Regions from separate parts of the Homo sapiens genome. Here region 2 is linked to region 1. A link is an interaction called in ENCODE POLR2A ChIA-PET data of the cell type or tissue named here. Cell type or tissue: PC-9. All regions are shown on one strand. Links, peaks and the distances in the headings refer to the core of each region. The heading gives the core; the rest is flanking DNA.

Evidence for each region. Peaks named below come from ENCODE experiments on the same cell type or tissue, not always from the same donor. Only the 100,000 strongest peaks of a DNase experiment are listed, where the experiment ranks them.
Region 2: POLR2A ChIA-PET joins it to region 1 with 5 read pairs; 2 of 35 experiments call an interaction of 5 or more read pairs at or near these places.

What each region holds. Positions count from the first base shown.
Region 1 is chr19:54,139,287-54,145,477 of GRCh38, forward strand. It overlaps CNOT3 (CCR4-NOT transcription complex subunit 3), which reads left to right. Exons shown (of 18, transcript NM_014516.4): 2 at 3,643-3,717; 3 at 3,833-3,900; 4 at 4,156-4,230; 5 at 4,374-4,463; 6 at 4,720-4,848; 7 at 4,951-5,046. The coding sequence starts at 3,693. Among named protein-coding and RNA genes, the nearest start is that of CNOT3, 4.6 kb to the left of the region's middle. In PC-9, for the core only: no CTCF peak of the experiment used is centred there; no DNase peak of the experiment used is centred there.
Region 2 is chr19:53,999,983-54,006,173 of GRCh38, forward strand. The region is part of intron 3 of CACNG6 (calcium voltage-gated channel auxiliary subunit gamma 6); the gene reads left to right. Among named protein-coding and RNA genes, the nearest start is that of CACNG6, 11 kb to the left of the region's middle. In PC-9, for the core only: no CTCF peak of the experiment used is centred there; DNase peaks (open chromatin) are centred at 2,679 and 2,989; H3K4me3 peaks cover 1,550 bases; H3K27ac peaks cover 3,554 bases.

The DNA of each region.
Region 1 (6,191 bases), core at 1,192-6,191:
TCCAAGGACCAAGAAGCCCACTGCCCTTGATATTTGCATCAGATCCCACACTGTGGGTTTGTTGACTTCCCATCTACCCTTACGCTGGGTGTCAGCAGTTGGAGAACAAGGGTTTCGCCTTCTGGCCCCGCTGCTGGTACCCCATGAGAGTAGGAAGCTTCCTAGACCCGGGTTCCTGTACTGCGAGGTGGGGGCTCTTCCCTCTGGGGCTGTGCCTTCTCTCCAGGGTAAGGACCCTTTCTTGGTGTCACCTCCCCCAGGGATAAGGTTCTTGCCATCCTTGGTATTGGTATGGCTGCTTTTCTGGATTTGAGGTGTCCACGCCTCTGCATGTGTCCCCACCGTAAGGCTGAGGACCCCTCTCGGATGCAGGTGCCCCCGGCTAATGCTTCCAAAACCCCCTCTTGATTTGTCACTGTATGGGGTAAGGCATAGTTTCCTGGCTGTGTGGATGTAAGATACCTGAGTCTCAAGCGGGAGACTCCACTGTAGACCCTGTCCCTGGGACCAGAGACTTCTCTGGTGTAGACTTTCCAAGGTGGGAGATTCCAGCCCCCCACCCTTGGCATGGGGCATCTCAGTGGAGATGACTACCTCTACCCCAGGCCCTAACGCATCCTTCTTCTGGAGTCTCAGAGCCTCTGTGTGGCCACGTCAGCAGCCACCTGGGTTAAGGATCACCCTTCAACATCACTTCTCAGAGCTCCTTGCTGCAGAGGCGGAAGCTCTCCCAGATCAAAGGTGCCTCATGACAAAGACCACTCTGTGGGCACATGACGGCCCCCAAGGTTAAGGACCACCCGGTGTTAGTTTCCCAGGGCTGACCTCCTGCCCCTCCCTCCTCGAGTCTTTGTGTGGTGGTATCATCTTCCCTGAGATGAAGTCTGGGGGGCTCTTCTTTACTGGTTTTGGCTCTGATTTTAGCGTGTTGGCTCCTGTGAGGCTGGTGTCCTGCTCACCTCCCCCCACCCCGCCACCCGCCTTGTGGGTCCCTTCCCTGTGGGGATGTGTGTTCCTCTTGGGTAAGTCTCCTCCTGGGCCGAGGTTCCCAGATTCCTCAGTGCTCTTGGAGAGCCTTTGCTGCTGGAGCACAGGTTCTTCACGCCTGAGAGTGGACCTGCGATCACCACCTTCCTTGGAGGATCTTGGTGGATGCCCCCCTGACTACAGCAAATGGGGCTCTTTCTTCTCTGGCGGCGTCTCTGCTTCGAGACTCAGGCTCCAGCTTCCCTTCTCTCTGGTCCTTTGCTGGGGGGACCAGAGGTACAGATACCCTCATGATATAGGGATTTTCTTAGCGGGGAAGGTGTTGTCTCTACTGTGGCTAAGGCTCCAGCCTCTCTAGGGGACAAGTACCCTGGGCCTCTGGCACTTGCCCCTTCTCTGTGGAGGAGCTGCCTCCTCACTGGGTCTCAGCTGTAGCCGACTTCGATGTCACACTGTTCTGTCTGAAACATCACCTCCCTGGGTTAGCGCTCTTGTTCCCCTCCTCCTGGCTTGTGACCCCTCCAGGACTTCCTTCTCTTGCTGCCACAGTGTGGTCTCCTGTCTGTGGGTATTCTTCCTCTGCACTAGGATACCAGTCCTTTCCGTGTGGAGACACAGGGAGGGCGTCACCTGCCTAAGGTGTTGATTGCCTTGTTTAGGGGTGTAGACCATGAGACCTCTTCTCTCTCTGGGCTGGAGCACCTGCCCATGACCCTCTGTTGGGTTCTTGGGATGGAAAGAGGGAGTGTAAACTCTCGTTTCACATTCTTGTTCCCCCTATGCAGTAAGAGGCTTTTCTGTGTTGGGGTGTTGGACTTTGGTGAGGATCCCTGCACACCTGAGCTCTGGTGTCCAGGCCCTTGCCTTGTGTGAGCTCCCTGGGTCAAAGAGGCTTTCCCCTCCTCAGCCTGAATCCCCACTGTGGCACCTTCTCCTGGGTCCTTTTGTTGGTTGCTTTGCCTTCTTAGAGATTCCCCAGGTAGGGCGTGATAGCTGACCTGGGCGGGGGCTGCTGCGGCTTTCTTTAGGTTGGGCCTTTTACTGAGGAGATTTAAATTCCCTCAAGTGTAAGGTAGCACCCCTACCTATTATCACCCAGAATGGGTCCCTGCGGTGTTGGGAAAATTCTCCCTGGGGGTAAGGTACCAGCCCTGTCCTTTGTGGGCTTCTTGTTCTAAAGCATATCCGTCCCATATGGTTGCTGCTAGTCACATGTGGTGATTAGTAACTAGTTAAAAATGAAAAATTCAGTTCCTCCATTACACTTGCCACATTTCAGATGTTCAGTGGCCAACAGATATGCGCAAATAGAGTGTTTCCAGCATTGCAAAGTTCTGTTGGATAGCACTGTTTGCCAGATGTTCCCTTCTTTGTGGGTGAGGACTCTTTTGGTGTGACTTCCCTCTGTATTGAGGCTCTTGTTCCTCAGTATGGGGCTGTTTCTGTCTTTACAGTAAGTGACTACTCCAGGGTTCCCTGCCCTGCACACGTAGAGTGGGAGCGGCCCGTGGATCCCAGGGAACTGTGCTTTTCATTGTAGGCCCCCTCCCTGGAGGGGAAGAGGGCAATCTCCGCTGGTATCTCAGAAGTCTTCTTCTGAGGCATAAGCCTCTCTTCCCAGGGCTCCCCTGGTCTCGCTGTCAGGCCCTAAGGTATGTCTTCCCTTGGACTAAAGCTCCTTGGAACTCCCTTTTGACCTCAGTCTTCTCTGGGTTCCAGGTAACTTCCTTTAAAATAAAGACGCTCCTCTCTTGAAGTTTTGGGTTCCTGCCCTGATGGTCTATGTCTCCCTGACTCTAAATTACCAATCCACTTGCTATGGGATTCCTCCGTGAGTGCAGATCGGCTCCCTCACAGCTGCGGTACCTTTGCACCCTCTTATCTTAGTAAGATTTCTGTCTTCTCCCAGGTCTCTCTTGGGTACTGCCTTCTGCCCCCAAATCTCTAAGCCTTCTTGGTATTAGCTTCTTTGGGTTAGGAGTGTTATTTCCTTTTGGTTTAAGGATCCTGCTCTGGAATAAATGTCTTGGTGGTTTGAGTCCCTTCTACTTGGCATTCAGCCCTGTCTGCATGAGCGGGTTCAGCTCTTCACAGCTTTCGGCATCTCTGCTCGCCGTCGTTTTCCCCCACCCCCAATCTTTCTTCTCCTACCTACAGCTTACACACACACACACACACGCCCTTCTCTGTGAGCTGCCAGTTTCATTTGTCTCCTGACTTGTCTGAGGGATGACCTCTCCTAGCCACCTCTGCCCAGCCCCTCTGAGTAGGAAGTGTGATCTCCAGGGCTAATGCCTCCATCCCAGTCATCAGCTGTGTGCAGCATGACTGTCCTGCTCTGAAAAACCTTTTTGAGTGTATTCTGGGGAGAAGGTACTCCATGCTCTAGGAATTTTCCACTTCCTGAGTCAGAGGCACACAAAAAAGTATGTAACTTTTCTTGTTTCAACAAACTTATGGGGTCCCCTGTTGGCCAGACACTATGCTGGGCAGTCAAGCGAGCATCAGGAGAACTGGGGCTGGTCTCTTGTCAGATAGCAAATGCTTCTTCTCTTTACCAGTCCCACCTACCTCACTATGCTGACTAGGTCCATGTCTCTGGGTTTTTACCAGCCAGGGAATACGTGTTAATTCCTCTCCAATCTCTCCTAGCAGCGTCCGTCTCCAAGAGAGTATGAAGAGAGTGCGTCTGTAGGGCAGGGAAGATGGCGGACAAGCGCAAACTCCAAGGTACTAGACTGACTTCCTGCTGCACCTGTAGCCACATGCTCCCTCTTCTGAGGACTGCTCTTTAGATACCTGCCACCTGGGCAGGATTCTCACAGCCTTGTTCCTCCCTGGCCAGGTGAGATTGATCGCTGCCTCAAGAAGGTGTCCGAGGGCGTGGAGCAGTTTGAAGATATTTGGCAGAAGGTACAGGGGCTGAGACCCTAATAATCTGGGTCTTCAGAGAGGAGGGCACAGGAAGGCGGCTCAGGACCTCTGGGTGTTGACCAGCGGGAGGGGCTACATATGCAGATGCTGAGGACCTAAGAGAATCAGCTCTAAGATGGATTGGGGGTAGGGGTTGGGGGGGGTCCTCGAGTCCCTAGCATAAGGAAGAATCACTGGAGTGGGTACTGGGACATCCCCTCCCACACTGACTTCTCAATTCTCTCCATCCCTCAGCTCCACAATGCAGCCAACGCGAACCAGAAAGAAAAGTATGAGGCTGACCTAAAGAAGGAGATTAAGAAGCTACAAGTGAGGGGGCTGGGGGCCTGGACGCCTTTGTCCTGAGGGTAGAGGGAACTGGGAGAGTGGACTGCTGGGTCCCAGGGAGAAGGAGCTGTGGGCCCCAGTTCCTGGGTCCTGAGGTCTGACTTTCTTGCTTTTCCCATCTGCAGCGGCTGAGGGACCAAATCAAGACATGGGTAGCGTCCAACGAGATCAAGGACAAGAGGCAGCTTATAGACAACCGCAAGCTCATTGAGACGGTAGGAGCCCAGAGCCTGAGTCCCAGAGAGGTGGGAAGGTCACCAGATTCTTGAGATCCCAAGGGGCGGAGGCAGAGCGGCCAGACCCCAGAGGTCCTCAAGAGAAGTAAGGTTTCTGCACCTAAGGGAAGTGAAGAGGCAGCGGACTCAGAGCTCAGAAAGTAGGGTCACGAGGCTCAGGTCGGAGTGTCTGCTGGCCCTTAGTCAGCTCCTTTCCCACCTTTGAGAGCCCCCCTGCCAACTGCACTCTCTACAGCAAATGGAACGGTTCAAAGTTGTGGAACGAGAGACCAAAACCAAAGCTTACAGCAAAGAGGGCCTGGGCCTGGCCCAGAAGGTAGATCCTGCCCAGAAGGAGAAGGAAGAGGTTGGCCAGTGGCTCACGGTGAGTTGGGGTAGAGAAGAGGAGGTGAACTCTGAGGATCCTGAGCCCTGGGTGTAGGCGGAACCCTAGCTGATGGGCTTCCTCTTCCTCTCCCTCCCCTAGAATACCATCGACACGCTCAACATGCAGGTGGACCAGTTTGAGAGTGAAGTGGAGTCACTGTCAGTGCAGACACGCAAGAAGAAGGGCGACAAGGATGTGAGTGAGGGAGACCCGACACCTTTGGGATGGGGATGGGCATGGGAATGGGCTGGCCAGCAGGAGGCCAGTCATTTATGCTCCTGGGAGTTGGGGCCTGGATTCCTCAGGCGGACAGGGCCAACAGCCGGGATTAGGGATTTGAGAGACAGGATTGGGAGGGCTTAGCAGCTGCACGCGTGGGGCAGGAAGGAGGTCAGACAGAATCTCAGGGTCCCCTGGGTGTCTGGGTAGACCGTGGGGCCTTTGTGAAGAGGAGCGACTTGGGGGAAGGTGAGTGCAGGTTGAGCTTGGGCCACAGAGTAAAAGTGAGACCTGAAGGACACCCATGGCAAGAGGCCTCCTGGCACCCAGAGGGCCCTGGTCCTAGGGAGAGCACAGTGGGTAGAGACAAGGCAGAACATGGAGAAGGCAGAGAACCAGGCCTGAAGGAAGACAGGAGTCTGGGACAAAGCTGGATGTTGGGGTCCCAGGTTCTAAAATCCGGGATTGTGGGGTATGAGTTCAAAGGGATACAAACTGTACAGACTTGCTGAAACCAGAAAGACAGGGAGGGGAGAGCCGGGTCCTCAGGGAAGCTGTGGGTGGGAGAGGGTCAGGAAGTGGAAGATGACAGGGTTGGGTGTCAGACTCTGAGGGGTTTGGGAACCAGGGGCTTTCGGGGAGATGATGGGTCCTTGAACAGAGCAGAGATTTGGAACCAAGGCTAAGATGTTAAATCCTAAAGGGGCCTTGAGGGGAGGGCAGGAGCGAGGCTTAGGAATCTGGGCTCTCTCAGGGATAAATGGGTAGGGTTGGGGGCCTAGTGATGACAGATATCACAATTCTAAACAGCAAGCTCCTCACAAATGGGGGTTATCATTGTTACTGCTGGAGCAGGTCGGAGGGTATCTGTATGCCAGAGGCAGTCACAGTGGTGGGCGGGCTCAGTTGAGAAATCTGGGCTGTCAGGTGAGGTGCAGATGGAGGCCAAGTCGTGGGATGGCACAAGGACCTCTGGGTCTTTTAGAGGTTTCCAAGGACTCCTGGAGCCAGAAAGGTGTGGGGAGAGGAGGGAGCAGTGGGATCCCAAGATGTCAAGGCTAAGATTGGTCCCCACAGGGCTCAGAGGGTGGGTGGACCCCATACTGCCCCACCCCGAAGGG
Region 2 (6,191 bases), core at 474-5,473, 140 kb before region 1:
CTCCAAGCCCTGTTGCATGCTTGGAGTTGAGGGGAAGCCCAAGGGCTATAGTAGGTTCAAAGATGGGAGAACCCCAACAACCGGGCTAAGGATTGGAGGGTGTCCAAACATTGTTTTAGATTTGGACCTGGGATTTCCAATCACTGTTGCATGCTAGGCATTAGAGAAAGCGCAAGGACTATAGAGGTCTCAAAAATTGGAGAGTTCTAAGCCCTGTTGTTGGCTGGGAATTGGAAGCTGTCCAAACGCTTTTCAAGGTTTGAACATGGAGTCCCCAAACACTGTTTCATGCTGAGATGTTTTAAGCACTATAGCGTGTTGAGAGGTCAGGGAAGCCCAGGGGCTATAGCAGGCTCAAAGGTGGAAGAGTTCCAAGCCCTATTGTTGGCTCAGAATTTGATGGTCTCTAAATGCTCTTTTAGATTTGAGACTTGAGGTCTGCAAGGACTGTTGCATTCTTGGAGCTGAAGGTCTAAATAAAATGCTGCATCTTGTGAAATGTAGCCCTCAGTAATAAACAACACTTCAGTTTATTGTACTTCCAGTTCAAATCCTTACAACAGCACTATTAGGCAGGGCTTACTATCCCCCATTTTATTTACTTATTTATTTTTGAGACAGAGTCTCCCTTTGTCTCCCAGGCTGGAGTGTAATGGCATGATCTCGGCTCACTGCAACCTCCGCCTGCTGGGTTCAAGTGATTCTTCTGCCTCAGTTTCCCAAGTAGCTGGGATTACAAGCAGGCACCACCACGCCTGGCTAATTTTTGTATTTTTCGGTAGAGACAGGGTTTCACCACATAAGCCAGGCTGGTCTCGAACTCCTGACGTCAAGTGATCTGCCTGTCTTGGCCTCCCAAAGTGCTGGGATTATAGGCATGAGCCACCACACACAGCTTCCCCCATTTTATAAATGAGGAAATTGAGGCTCAGAGAAGTCAGATGAATTACTCATGGGCACACAATCAATGATGGCATGATGGCAGAGGTGGGATTTTAAACTCGGTTTTCTTTCTTTCTTTTTTGAGATGGAGTCTCACTCTGTCGCCCAGGCTGGAGTGCAGTGGCACGATTTCAGCTCACTACAACCTCTGCCTCTAGGTTCCAGCCCAAGCTGTGCCCTGAATCACTGTGTGGCCTTGGGAAGGTTCCTTTTATTTTCTGGGCCTTGGTTTTCTTCTTGGATCAAATGTTTTCTTTTCTTTTCTTTCTTTTTTTTTTTTTGAGACAGAGTTTCGCTCTTGTTGCCCACGCTGGAGTGCAGTGGCACAATCTCAGCTCACTGCAACCTCCGCCTCTCAGGTTCAAGCAATTCTCCTGACTCAGCCTCCCAAGTAGCTAGGATTACAGGTGTGTGCCACCACGCCTGGCTAATTTTTGTATTTTTAGTAGAGACAGGGTTTCATCATGTTGACCAGGCTGGTCTCCAACTCCTGACCTCAAGTGATCCACCCACCTTGGCCTCCCAAAGTGCTGGGATTACAGGCGTGAGCCACCGCGCCCGGCCAAGACTTTCATAAAACACTTTTATATCAACACCTTCCTGTGCACCCCCAGGGGTAATGCAGGTGTGAGTTTAATAATAACGCCAGCACCAAATTCCTACCAAGCTACAAATTCCATGAAAACAGACATCATCTTTATCTTTTTCATCGTTCTGTCCTCAGGGATTTAGAGAGGGCCTCTCTGGGGAGGTGACATTGAAGATGTCAAAGTATGGATAGACAAGCTGGGAGAGTTTGCTGCATTGCAGATCTTGAAAGAAAGCCAGTGTGACAGGAGTGTGGAGAGAGACAGGGAGACTGGTGTAAAAGATGTCACTGCATTAATGTGACATTAATGTCACTGGTCCTGTGACATTAACAGGGAATCAAAAAGATCTGGGTTGGAGTCCCAACTTCTTAACAGCCATGTAATTGGGGCAAACCTTTTTCTATCTCTGAGCTTAAATCTCCTTATAGCCATGAACTCACTCATCCATGTATCTGTTAGTATTGTGTCCATCCTATCCATCCATCCATTTATCCTTCCGTTGATTGATCAGTTTCCTCCTTCTCTCCCCTTCCTTCCCCTCTCTCTCTTTCCCTATGTCTCTTTCTATCTCTCTCTTTTTTTTTTGTTTTTGAGACAGGGTCTCGCTCTCTCATCCAGGCTGGAGTACAGTGGTGCAATCTCATCTCACTGCAACTTCGACTTCCAAGGCTCAAGTGATTGTCCTCCCTACCTTTCAGCCTCCTGAGTAGCTGGGAATACAGGTGCATGCCGCCAAGCCCGGCTAATTTTCGGTTTTTTTGTTTTTTTTGTTTTTTTTTTTTTTGTAGAGATAGGGTTTCGCTGTGTTGCCCAGGCTGGTCTCCAACTCCTGAGCTCAAGTGATCCGCCCACCTCGGCCTCCCAAAAGTGCTGGGATTATAGGTATGAGCCACCAAGCCCGGCCCCTCTCTCTTTTCTTTCTTTTCCACCCTCTTTCCCTTCCTCTCTCCCTCCAATCATCTATTTCTCCTTTTTTTTTTTTTTACTTGTCCATTCATTTAACAAGTATTTCTTTAATATCCAGTGAGTCCCAGATGCTGTGCTAGGAGCCGCTGAGGACGCAACGATGAATAAAATAAAGATGATGTTTGTTCTCATGGAATTTGTAGCTTGCTAGGAATTTAGTGCTGGTGTTATTATTGAACTCACACCTGCATTACTCCTGGGGGTGCACAGGAAACTGTTGATATAAAAGTGTTTTATGAAAGTCTTGAGCACAAAAATGTTCCACAGATTGTACAACCAATTGAGAGTGAAGAAGGATTTGATGTTGTAATTACTGTGGTTAGATTGCGTGTCAGGGACTGGGGCAGGTTGGGATTTTGAGGTCTCCCTAAATAAAGGGTCGTGTTCAGGTTGTCTTGTTTCTCTCCTTATAATACATATATCAGCTGTTGTTCTAGTTTTAGAGGTATGAGACAGAGAAGTCTGCTGCCCTCGTGGATTTATAGTGCAGTGGGAGAGACAGAAATGAGATAAAGAGACATTAGTCATACAAATCAATATACATTCATAACTACCAACTGTGATGAATGCTATAGATAAAAAGTACAGAGTATGAGAAAAATGTATGACAGGAGACCCACTGTAGATTTAGGTGGCAGTGGTTAGTGAAGGCGTCCCTTTGAAACATGTACTTCATACAGAGATGTGAAGAATAAGGACATCTAAGACAGGCTCAGGGAGGGGGAGGCGGAAAATTATTCCAAGCAGCATAAAGGTCTTCAAGCCTGAACAAATCTGGTGCATTGAAAGTCCTGCTCCACGCTGCGAGAGTGTGGGAGGAGCAGCTTGAGAGGAGGCTGGAGAAGCCGCAGGAGCCAGACCCGCATGCCTTTTTATTTATTTTATTTATTTTTTATTTTTGAGACAGTTTTGCTCTGTCACCCAGGCTGGAGTGCAGCGGTGCGATCTCGGCTCACTGCAACCTCTGCCTCCCGGGTTCCAGCGATTCTCCTGCCACAGCCTCGGAAGTAGCTGGGATTACAGGTGCCTGCCACCACACCTGGCTAAGTTTTGTATTTTTAATAGAGACTGGGTTTCTCCATGTTGGCCAGGCTGGTCTCGAACTCCTGACCTCAGGTGATCCACCTGCCTTGGCCTCCGAAAGTGCTGGGATTACAGGCATGAGCCACCCTGCCTAGCCATCCACCAGCAAATTCTATTGGCACTGCTTCCAAAATGTGTTTTGAATGCAAACACTTCCCTCGGTTTCACTAATCCAAGCCACGGCTATATTTCCCCGAGGTAATTTCTATGGCCTCCTAACTCTTCTCTATGCTTCTCCTTTTAACCTCCTCAAGTCCATTCTCCACAGAGCAGCTAGAGTGATACTTCTATTTTTTTAATTTTAAATTTTTTAAGACAGGGTCTGGCTCTGTCGCCCAGGCTGATGTACAGTGGCACAATCACAGCTCACTGCAGCCTCAACCTCCTGGGCTCAAGCAATCCTCCCACCTCATCCTCGAGTAGCTGGGACCACAGGCACACGTCACCACTCTGGGCTAATTTTTAAAATTATTTGCAGAGATGAGGTCTCACTATGTTGCCCAGGCTAATCTTGAATTCCTGGACTCAAGCAGTCCTCTCGCTTCAGCCTCCCAAACTATTGGGATGACAGGCATGAGCCACCGCACCCGGCCAAGTGATACTTTTTTTTTTTTGAGACGGAGTTTCGCTCTTGTTGCCCAGGCTGGAGTGCAATGGCACGATCTCGACTCACTGAAACGTCTGACTCCTGGATTCAAGCGAGTCTCCTGCCTCAGCCTCCCGAGCTGGGATTACAGGCATGCGCCACCACGCCTGGTTAATTTTGTATTTTTGTGTGTGTGTGTGTGTGTGTGTGTGTGTGTGTGTGTGTGTGTGTGTGTGTGTGTGTTTAGTAGAGATGGGCTTTCTCCATGTTGGCCAGGCTGGCCTCGAACTCCTGATGACCTCAGGTGATCTGCCCGCCTCAGCCTCCCAAAGTGTTGGGATTACAGGTGTGAGCCACCACGCCTGGCCCCTAAGTGATACTTTTATATCATAAGTCGGATCACGGATTCTCCCCAGAATAAAAGCCACTTAAATTCCTACTGCTAGAATAACATGGTGGCAAGGCCTCGCGCGGGCTGACTCCCGGCGCCCTGCGACTCCCTCTCCTGCCACCTGCTCTCCCTGCTCCGGCCACGCCAGCCTCTGCTGTTCCCCAGACGCTCTAAGCTCATTCCTCCCGCAGCGTGTTTTCCCGGGCTGCCTCCTCGGCCTGGAGCGTTCTTCCGCCGGCGCTTCACGTGTCTCGTTTCCTCGCATTGTTTAAGTCTCTGGTCAAATGTCACCACCTCAGAGAGACCAGCACTGACCATCGTGTCTAAAGGGGACTCATTTGGTATCCAAGAAAATGTTAAAAATAAATAAATAAATAAATAAATAAAAGAGGGGGGCGCGGTGGCTCACGCCTGTAATCCCAACACTTTGGGAGGCCGAGGCAGGTGGCTCACAAGATCAGGAGTTGGAGACCAGCCTGACTACCATGGTGAAACCCTGACTCTACTAAAATACAAAAATCAGCCGGGCGTGGTGGCGGGCGCCTGTAATCCCAGCTAAGCAGGAGGCTGAGGCGGGAGAATCGCTTGAACCCGGGAGGTGGAGGTTGCAGTGAGCTGGGATCGCGCCACTGCACTCCAGCCTGGGCGACAGAGCGAGACTCCATCTCAAAAATAAATAAATAAATAAATAAATAAATAAATAAATAAATAATAATAAAAGAAAGAGCACGTGAGAGAAACTGGGCGCGGTGGCTCACGCCTGCAATCCCAGCACTTTGGGAGGGCGAGGTACGTGATCCCTTGAGCCCAGGAGTTCGAGACCAGCCTGGGCAACATAGTGAAACCCCATCTCTACCAAAAATACAAAAACTAGCTAGTCTCATAACCTGATCTCAAAAAAAAATAGATAAAAATTTAAAAATAAAATAAACTGGCCGGGCATGGTGGTTCATGCCTGTAATCCCAGCACTTTGGGAGGCTGAGGCGGGCAGATCTCAGGATTAGGAGTTCGAGACCAGCCTGGCCAACGTGGTGAAACCCCGTTTTTACTAAGATATAAAAAATTAGGCGGGCATGGTGGTGATGCCTGTAGTCCCAGCTACTAAGGAGGCTGAGGCAGGGGAATCACTTGAATTCAAGAGGTGGAGATTGCAGTGAGCCAAGATCGCGCCACTGCACTCCAGCCTGGGCAACAGAGTGAGACTCCCTCTTAAAATAAAATAAAATAAAATAAAATAAAATAAAATAAAATAAAATAAAATAAAATAAACCAGGCGCGGTGGCTCACTCCTGTTATCCCATAACTTTGGGAGCCGAGGCTGGCAGATCACTTAAGGCCAGGAGTTTGAGACCAACCTGACCAACATGGTGAAACCCTGTCTCTACTAAAAATACAAAAATTAGCTGGGCGTGGCGGCGGGTGCCTGTAATCCCAGCAACTCGGGAGGCTGAGGTGGGAGGATCATTTGAACCTGGGAGGTGGAGGTAGAAGTGAGCTGAGATCGCACCACTGCACTCCATCCTGGGTGACAGAGCAAGACTCTGTTTCAAAAATAAATAAATAAATAAATAAATAAATAAAATAAGAAAGAAAGAAGACTCATTTCTAGCTGGGACTTTACCTGCTTTATTT